Regions from separate parts of the Homo sapiens genome. Here region 2 is linked to region 1. Evidence: chromatin contacts called from ENCODE Hi-C or POLR2A ChIA-PET data. All regions are on one chromosome and are shown on one strand. The core of a region is the stretch at or near the end of the contact, and the rest is flanking DNA. Distances in the headings are between cores, read along the strand shown.

Region 1 (4,411 bases), core at 706-3,205:
GGGATCACTTGAGGTCACGAGTTCAAGACCAGCCCAGGCAACATAGTGAGACCCCCATCTCTACCAAAAATAGTCAGGTGTGGTGGTGCACACCTGTAGTCCCAGCTACTAGGGAGGATGAGGTGGGAGGACTGCTTGAACCCAGGAGCTCGAGGCTGCAGTGAGCTATGATTAGGCCACTGCACTCCAGCCTGGGCAACAGAGCAAGACCTTGTCTCTTATAAATAAATAAATAAATGAGTCCCTGTCAAGAAGTTGGAGATGGGGAGGGGAACTCCTCACATACAAATAATTATATTGCATGCTGCACTGTAGTAAAAGGAGATATACTAGGCACAAGGGTACCAAAGCAATCCAGGGGAAAAAGGAAAGGTTGCCTGAAATAAGTAATACCTCAGTTTTAAAGGATAAGAGTTTATTTCCAGAGCGGGAAAAAATGCTGTTCCAGGCAAGGCTAGCTACTTATGTAAAAGGAGGGAAGAGTGATGCAACAAGGTGGTTTTGGGGACATACAATTCAGCATTGTCAGTCAAAGCCCCAAATATAAAACTACAGAAGGAAGCAGAGGGCAGATCACGCTTGACAGTATTTAACTGGGGAAGCTAGGGCTAGGTCCTATCTGACTTTGTCAGTAGCACCGCCTCTTACTTACAGCAATTACTTAATGTCTATTTATTCAGCAAACCATTAACATCTCCAGTGATTTCGGTTTTTGCCCTCTTCTGCTCACTCACCAGTCAAACAAAGAAGAGAACTAAGAAACTTGGCTACTAACCCCCTCTAACATGAGCATATTCGGAGTGATCTTGATATGGCGATTACTCCAATAACCTAATGGGTCTCCAGTTTTCATTCTCCAATTTGTTATCCACCACAGTAACTATGATTTTTTAAAGTGCACATCAGATTGTCATATTTCTGCTTAAAATGATCCAATGGCTTCCAACCGAATCATTTTAAATTGATTTGGAGTACAATCAAAACCTCCCAATACAGCCTAAGAGGTCCTGCCCAACGCCTGCTCCTCCGATACCATCTCTTAACCACTATTCGCGCAAGTGGCTATACCTTTCTGTCAATTTCTCCAAATGACCAAGCTTTCTTTCCGGCCGCAGGTCTTATGCTCCTATTCCCTGTGCTCGGTACACTCCTCCTCCTGCTCTTTAAAGGGTCGTATTTCATGACACTTAGGCTTCGAGTTAAATTCCACCTCCTAGGGAGGCCATCTCTGACTAAGCCTCTAATGTCTAACGCGCACCCTCACAGCCTCCTGTCTGCATTGTTCTTAGCACTTATTATTTGCAATTACATACTTGTTATTTTTTGACTAATGTCTGTCTTCCCCACCCAAGTGAGTTAATCTAGAGCATGGCCGTATCATTACTTTCACGGAATGAAAGTGAATTCTGGAGTGTGGTTAAGTGGGAAGTGCAAATTCTCTTTGACTTTTACCCCGACCCTATAGCCCCAACTAAGAATACCCCAGGCCCGGATTCAAACAAAGAGAAGAAGGCACGGGCACTCCTAGGAAAAGAAAGGCATCGGGAGGAGCACGCGCCTCAGAAACCTAAAAGCAGAGTGAAAGGAGCTGGCGACAGGGTGCGCGGCGCCTCACGCGGATGAATGGGAAACGCGCGAAGGAACCAGCAGGCCCCGCGAGGCTGGTCTCCCTCCTTCTCTTTCTCCCCGCTTCTCCCGCCGTTCTCTTTCTCCTTACCATCGTAACCACGGCCGAATGTTGCAGGCTACTCTCTGCCGACCAGGCCGCCGCCCGTCCCTCGTGACTACAGCAGGTACCGCAGGTCCCGAGCCGCAGTTTCAAGAGAAATGGCCGCCAAACAGGACTATGACCTTTCACCTCCCACCACGGCCCTTCCTGCCTCTGTGATTGGACGCAAAGAGGTGCGTGCTGATTGGAGGAGATGGCTGGCCCAGTATCTCCTAGCAACCAGCAGCGGCTTGGGTTTGCGCCTTGCAGGCGGCGCGCGGACCTTGGGAAACCGGCTCTGAGCATCGCTGTGAGGCAGCCAAGGACTGGAGGCAGGCCGGTGTTTTTAAATGTGGTGTCCTTCCTAGAGGGCGGTCTGGGAGAGGCTGTGTAACGGATGTGACTTCTCCCCAACTTGGCTAATGGGGATTTACTTTGTCTTTTTACACCCGTGAGAATGTTCGGGGTCCCAGAGTTCCTTCCTCACTCTTCCAACAGGTTCCATGATTTGGGGGCGCCTCTGCCGCAGGCCCTTTCTACCTGAGTGTTCTCTCTTCTGCAACACCCGTTTTAACCCCTTTTAAAGGAATTGGGGGCTAGCCAGACTAGACTAGGGGCGGCGAAACGCACTGAAGAGAGTTGGATACAGAATTTCTTGCAAACGAGGTCGAGTTGCGTCTGGGATACGGTGTCATGCCCCACCCCCGCCCCACGACCCTGCCGGCCCCACCTTTCTTTTGCTTCGCCTGCAGAAACCCGCACGGCCTTCATACGTGCATTTGAAATTACCTAAGGGCGTAAGCAATATTTCCTCTGTCACGGATTAAAACTTTCGATGTAACGGTGTTATCTGAATCTCACTAGTTTTTGTCGTAATCCTATTGAGTTCGGGTCACTCTGATCTGAAATGCTAAATGCAGTTCTTGGAGAACACGCCCTTTGGGAAGTAACGCTTTTTTGCGGCCCTGAAGAGATGGATTTGGAGTTGAGGATGAAATGTTGGGTGTTGAGGCATTGTGGAGCAGTGGGCAAGACTTTGGAGGGGGCCTGCATTCGGAACCTGCGTCTATCAGGCGCGGCCGGTGTTGGGCAGTGTCTTAACCCCGAGGGCCATTGTTTCCTCGGCAGGAACGCGGCTTTAAAAACGGAACCATCCTCAGGGTGGTTGCGAGAATTTAACGTAAAACGGGGCTTGGCCTTGTAAAAGCTCAGTGTTTCACGTAAATGTTGAACACTGACCAGACAATGATTGTCAGTGTAGTTTTTACCAAACAGTTATTAGATTTATTCACCCTAAACTTCAGTGGATTTCTCCGTTTGTCTATTGTTTTATGAACTTTAAGTCTTTGTATAGACTTTGAGTTCCTACTATGTGTCAGGCTTTTTCAACAATCGTGGAAATCTTACCTTACTGTCTGATTCGGGGTGACAGCCCCGTTTAAGAGATGAGGAAGTAGGCCCAGCAGGTAACTGTTACCAGTTGAGGGTAGCTGTCCGAGTTCTTGGCGTTTTCAACAAAGAATTGGACAAAACGCACAAACAAAGCAGGGCAGCGAAAGCAGAGATTTATTTTAAATGAAAGTACACTCTACAGGGTGGGCACCGCCTGGTGCAAGCGGCTCAAGAGCATTGGTTATAGAATTTTCTGGGCTTTAAATACCCTCTAGAGGTTGCCCATTGGCCCACAACCAGTCTGATTGGTTGCGGGAGGGGACCAATAAGAGGTACTTTCATTTTTCAACTGCCACGCAGAAAAAGGAGGGGTTGAAATGGGAGTAGCCTCTGATACCCAGTCAGCATGGATGGGCCCTAGGTTCCCTGCTTCCAGCCGCTATTCTTCTGCCTCATAGCTTGCTCAGGACCACATACCTGGGTTTCAAAACTCTGCTTTTTCTACTTCATGAAGCTACCTTTCAAAGACTCAATATGTGTTTTAGAAGCCTGACTCTTTAGCTGTTTTCTCAGTGAAGTGAAACGAAATACTACAGTAAACACATTCTGTAAAGATAGTGTATTTAAGGTTGGTTTTTCTTTTCATGTTAAATTTTTTTTTTAATTTGAGACAGGGTCTCATTCTGTCACCCAGGCTGGATTGTAGAGGTGAGATCTTGGCTTACTGCAGCCTTGACCTCTTGGGCTCAAGAGATCCTCCCACTTCAGCCTCCCGAGTAGCTGGGACCACAGGCATGTGCCACCACACCCAGCTAATTTTTTAATTTTTTTTGTAGAGATAGGGTCTCGCTGTGTTGTCCAGGCTGGTCTCAAACTCTTGGGCTCCAGCTGTGTACCCACCTTGGCCTCCCAAAGTGCTGGGATTACAGGCGTGAACCACCATTCCTGGTCCATATTAAATTTTAATCTTAAATACCTTATTAAAATTAAGTGGGCATAAGTCACTGATATTTGTCTAATTATAAATATTATACAAAATTTTGGAAAATGTAGAAAGTTCTAAACAATAAACCTAAAATCACTAGTAATCCCACCAATCAAAGAGAACAACAATTAACTTTTACTGTAACATATGCACTTTTTTTTTTACAAGATATCTACAGTTTTTTGTTGCTGTTGTTTGTTTTTTCTTTTTTGTTGTTGTTTTGGAGACAGAGTGTCACTCCGTCACCCAGGCTGGAGTTAAGTGGTGCGATCTCAGCTCACTGCACCCTCCGCTTCCCAGATTCAAGCAATTCTCATGTCTCAGCC
Region 2 (4,521 bases), core at 149-2,648, 2.9 Mb after region 1:
GAAAGATGGAAAAGTATGTTCTTTGTAAGTGCATTATCACTAGTGATTACTCATATATTAGCTGTAGGCATGACCGTGCTGCTGCACCATCGAGAGACACACACACACATAATAAAAAACCAAATATATTTGGGATAGAAATATCATATTACATTATATAATGCATTATACTTTACAAAACATTTTCCTATTCATTAACTGATTTGCAAATAATATTTAATTTTGTGCTGCTTTTCAAAAGATCTGGAAGTGCTTTCCAAAAAGCACTCCATTCATTGCTTCATAGGCTTCATTCAGTGGTCTGTTGGTTTTTTCTTTTTTTTTTTTTTTCCCTCCCAGCAAGGTTAGTTCCATTATTCCCTCTCCTTCCCTATTCAAGCAATATTAAAGGCTTCTCTTTTTCTACCAGGGTGTTAAGTTGAGCCTCTTGGCTGTGAATATTGGCAGAATGGTAGGACGCAGAAGCTGTGATTTCTCGAGTTAAATAATGACATCGTGCCTGGAGGTCAGTTCAAAGACCACGTCGTTTTGGCACGATATTTATCTGTGACCTCATTTTCTTCTTAATCTATAAAACAGAGGCGTTAATGACAATTTACTTCATAAATCGATTATCAGAATAGGACTTAAAATTCCTTAGGAGGTCAAGCACGGGCTTTAGAAAGTGCAACATGTGAACATCAGCCTATTAAAAATTGTTTTGATCTAGAAAAGACAACCTCAAACTTCTCTTGCCAATTCAAATTCCAGCTTCTTCCTACCCTTCTTTTCTAAATCTTTGCTTTCTCTTTGGCTGAAATTAGAAGCAGGAAGGGAGCAGGGAAAGGAAACCTGGGACTGGAAAAGGGCAGGGAAGCCCAACAGACCGGTTAAGCACGTCTGAGATTCTCTAGTCGGCTTCAACCCAGGGGCTAAGAGGCAGAGTCAGCGTTTCCAGCAGAAACTAGCATATAGCTCAGGCTCAATACCACGTCGAGTCAGGAGCCATCGCCGGAAGGGTCACACCGACACATTTTACAAAACAGCCTAAGGCGTCCCCTCCTCCCGCCTGGGTCAGGGAGGGACACCCCCAGGGGTCCTCGCCCGCCTCCCACTAGCGGGCACGCGGTCGTCGCGCGGGCGCGGCCCTCTGACGGAGCCCAGGCGTGCACTCCGCAGCCTCGGCGTCCCCCAGCTAGCCGGAAGAAGCTGCGGCGACAGCGTCCTGCCGCCTGTCTGTCACGCAGCCGCCCACGTTGCCACCGCTTCCGATTGGTCGCTGGCCTGGACCGGCCCCCTTCAGCCCCGCCTCCCGCGAATGGACAGGCGAGGGGCGGGCCCGCCACCGCCCCGCCCCCCGGCGGCCGCGGGCGGGCCCGCCCATCTGTCAGTTACGGGGGCTGCCCGGCGGGCGGGCTGGAGGCGCTCGCAGGCTGCCTAGTCGTTCGCTCGCTCTCTCTCGCGTGCTCCCTCTCGCCGCCTGTGGGGAAGTCGGGGCCGCCCGAGCGGCCGTCGCCACCGCCTCGCCCCGACCTCCTTCCCGGTCCCCTCCCGGCCCAGTCCCTCCCGCCCGCGCACCCCGAGTAGTGAGTGGCCCCGCGCAGGGTCTGGAGAGTCACCGCGGCGGCGCCGGGTGGTGGTTAAACCATGTTAAGGAGGATTTTACAGAGGGTAAGAGAGTGAAACCGTCTTTCTGGCAGCACGTGAGCGGGACAGCCGGAGCTCGGGGCCGCGGCGCGGGCGCCCCTCCTCAGCGCGGGCTCCTTCCTTCCCTAGGCCCCACAGCCCGGCAGGCGCTTAGGCCTCGGTCGCCCGGCCCGGGGGCGGGGAGGGCGGGTGGGGCCGGCGCGGCGGGGCGGCAGGCAGAGCCCTGGTGGCCCCGCGCGTCCAGGCCTGGCGCCCGCTCCGGCGCGGGGCTCCGTGTGTGCGAGCGGGCTGCGAGCTGGAGGGTGTGGTGCCGGCGCGTTCCTCCCGGGAACCCTGAGTGGGAGTGAAAATGGAGAGTTGGTGCCCGTGGGACGGGCCAGCCGCCGCCTGCCGGGCTGGAGAACGCCCCATGGGAGATTCGGGCGGCTTGCTTCGCCTTTCCCCACCCGCCGCACTCCCCGTGCCCCCCAATTTGACACGATGCGCACCTGCCACACACGGCCCTGCTTTCTCCTTTGGACCACAGTGGAGGGTGGTGTGGTGAGCCCCGGCCTAGCCTGGGCCCAGGCGTGGGACTGACACTGGCACAGTCAGCCGAGAAGGAAGATGTTACTCACTGTTGGAAACTTTTTTTTTAATTAAAAATATGTTTTCTGTGCAAGCCCCACTACCTTATTTTAGCTATCCAAGAATAAATCCGCAGTAAGCTTGATCAAGTGGTATATACACTTAGTTTCTGCCTGTGCTGTCTCTGAAATCTGGAAAACCTTGAGGATAGAAAGATTAGAGCATTAGAAAACTGTAGGTGTATCATTTAAGAATCAGTTACTAGAATAACATAATTCACATCTCTTTTCCTGTAAGAGTTATTGTACCTGTCAACTTAAATTTGTTTTTTTTTTTTGGTATAGCTTTTTTCTTTTCTTTTTGAGGCTGATAGGGTGTAACAAAATGTAAATGATTGAAAAGTAGGTGCCGAGCCTATTAGTTCTTTACCGAGGGAGTAGGATAACTAGTTCAAAGGACAAAAGAAATTAGTGAATTTGTAGGATTCAGCCGAGGAATGTGCGGAAGAGAGTTGAGTCATCCAGTAGATAGGAAGGGAGTGCTCTTGCTTCTGCCTAGCTTTCTCCTGAAAGAATGAAGTCATGTGAAACTTGGTCAGTTATTAGAGGGAGAAATAGTTAACTTCTTTATCTGACAACCTGTGTTGACATTTAATTGTATTTTGCAGTGTTTTGTGAATTTTGAAATCCCGGTAAGCGATGATTTTGGCAGTAACAAGGGCATGTCCTTTACTTTCCCCATCACTTCCTTAGTTCAGCAGTAAAGACATCTGTGCATGATTTACTTTCAGGCTTTAGGAGATTTTTCTTTTATCAGACCTGGAGGAACTGATTACCTCATGTTTCAGATTGTGTTTCTGTCATAGTTCTGCAAGTGAAAATTAGTTTGCCTGTGGTTTGCTTTGAAGTTTACAAATAAAAGTGTTTACTGGTTTAAGGGTAGCTCAGCTGTAGTTATAGATTGGTTTTCAGAAATATGGGATGCTTTCTAGTAATCTTGGTTTAAAGTTAAACATCGAGATTATATGAAGATCATTTTTAATGTTGGTGCATACCTATCAACTGTTAAAGAAGCTTCTGTTGAAACTACAAAAGTGAAATTGATTGTGGTTATTGCAGAGATGTGATATTGAATCATCACTTCTGAATAAGTCAGTTGACAACTGAGTTTCTTAACGTCGGCGCTATTGGCATTTGTGACTGGATAATTCTGCGTTGTGGGAGGCTGCCCTGTGCCTTGTAAGATGTTAGCAGCATCCCTGGCATCTACCCCCACTAGATGCCAGTAGCATTCCCCTATATCCCTTCCCCCTTGTGACAACCAAAAATAGCTCCAGATTTTACCAAATGTCCCCTAGGGGCAAAATTGCCTCTGGTTGAGAATCACTGTGTTAAATGCATTAACTCTTTAGTAGGAAAGTTTGAAGTGTTTCTCACAGTTAAGTACTTAATTTTCTTTTATTCAGTGTATTTATATTGAGTTTCAGTAAATGCCAGGCTTCATGCTAAGGGGTAGGAAACAGTTGATTAAGCTGTGGGTCCTCCCTTTAGAACTCACAGGCTGTTTGGGAGGTGAACATTTAAAAGTAATGACAGTGCTATGTAATAGAATAATGAAGAGGACAGAGGACCCAGGAGGCACTCTGTGGGAGGTGAGGGCAATTAGGAAAAGCTTCAGGGACGGGGGCATATTCACAGCTCAGAAGAGGGAAGGGCATGTCAGGCAGAGGGAACAGCAAATGCAAAGAGATGGAGTCATAAAAGGCGCAGGTAGTACTGTGAGGAGTGTGAACAATGAAGCTTAGGAAGTGAGATGGTCTGTAGCAATTAGTAAGAGATGAAGCTACCGTGGTGGCTAGAGACCAAATTGTGAGAGGACGTAAGAGTCCCTTTGAAGGAGTTCAGCTTTTATCTTGTAGTTGGGTCAGTGTTAATGCTGAGTATTTAATAGGGACATTTTGATAAATGTCTTAAATCTGGTGATTTACTAGTTTAGAAGGTAGAATATATATTTTATTAACTCTACAAGTGGTATTTACCAACAAGTATAACTTGAATCTTTAAATTGTGTAACATGGCAACCTATTTTACCCCTCCCTGCTAATCTTATTTCTCAGCACAGATATTAAGCTATAAGATTAAAGCTATTGTTAATTTAGAGATTTATTTGAAATGGACTCTGTGCTTTGAAATTATGTGGCATTCCTTGGCTGGGTGCAGTGGCTCATTCCTGTAATCCCAGCACTTTGGGAGGCCGAGACGGGCGGATCACCTGAGGTCGGGAGTTCGAGACCAGCCTGACCAACATGGAGAAACCCTGACTCTACTA

The links. A loop is a pair of places that touch in the nucleus more often than their neighbours do. ChIA-PET counts read pairs that join two places held with the same protein, here RNA polymerase II (POLR2A). Pooled maps may share reads with other maps.
Region 2: a loop to region 1 is called in a map of CD4-positive, alpha-beta memory T cell, with 12 times the contacts of the local background. The contact joins the promoter of EEA1 here to the promoter of SNRPF-DT in region 1. A Hi-C loop is called at or near these places in 1 of 168 maps with a recorded cell type or tissue (CD4-positive, alpha-beta memory T cell) and 7 of 50 pooled maps. POLR2A ChIA-PET finds 5 or more read pairs at or near these places in 1 of 52 experiments (OCI-LY7).

What each region holds. Positions count from the first base shown.
Region 1 is chr12:95,856,383-95,860,793 of GRCh38, reverse strand. It overlaps SNRPF-DT (SNRPF divergent transcript), which reads left to right and starts at 1,955. Exons shown (of 3, transcript NR_135014.1): 1 at 1,955-2,040. It overlaps SNRPF (small nuclear ribonucleoprotein polypeptide F), which reads right to left and starts at 1,842. Exons shown (of 4, transcript NM_003095.5): 1 at 1,718-1,842. The coding sequence starts at 1,720. RefSeq lists enhancers at 1,520-1,569, 1,600-1,829, 1,950-2,009, 2,060-2,119, 1,518-2,133.
Region 2 is chr12:92,926,172-92,930,692 of GRCh38, reverse strand. It overlaps EEA1 (early endosome antigen 1), which reads left to right and starts at 1,398. Exons shown (of 29, transcript NM_003566.4): 1 at 1,398-1,650. The coding sequence starts at 1,627. RefSeq lists a silencer at 929-2,008 and an enhancer at 3,109-3,238.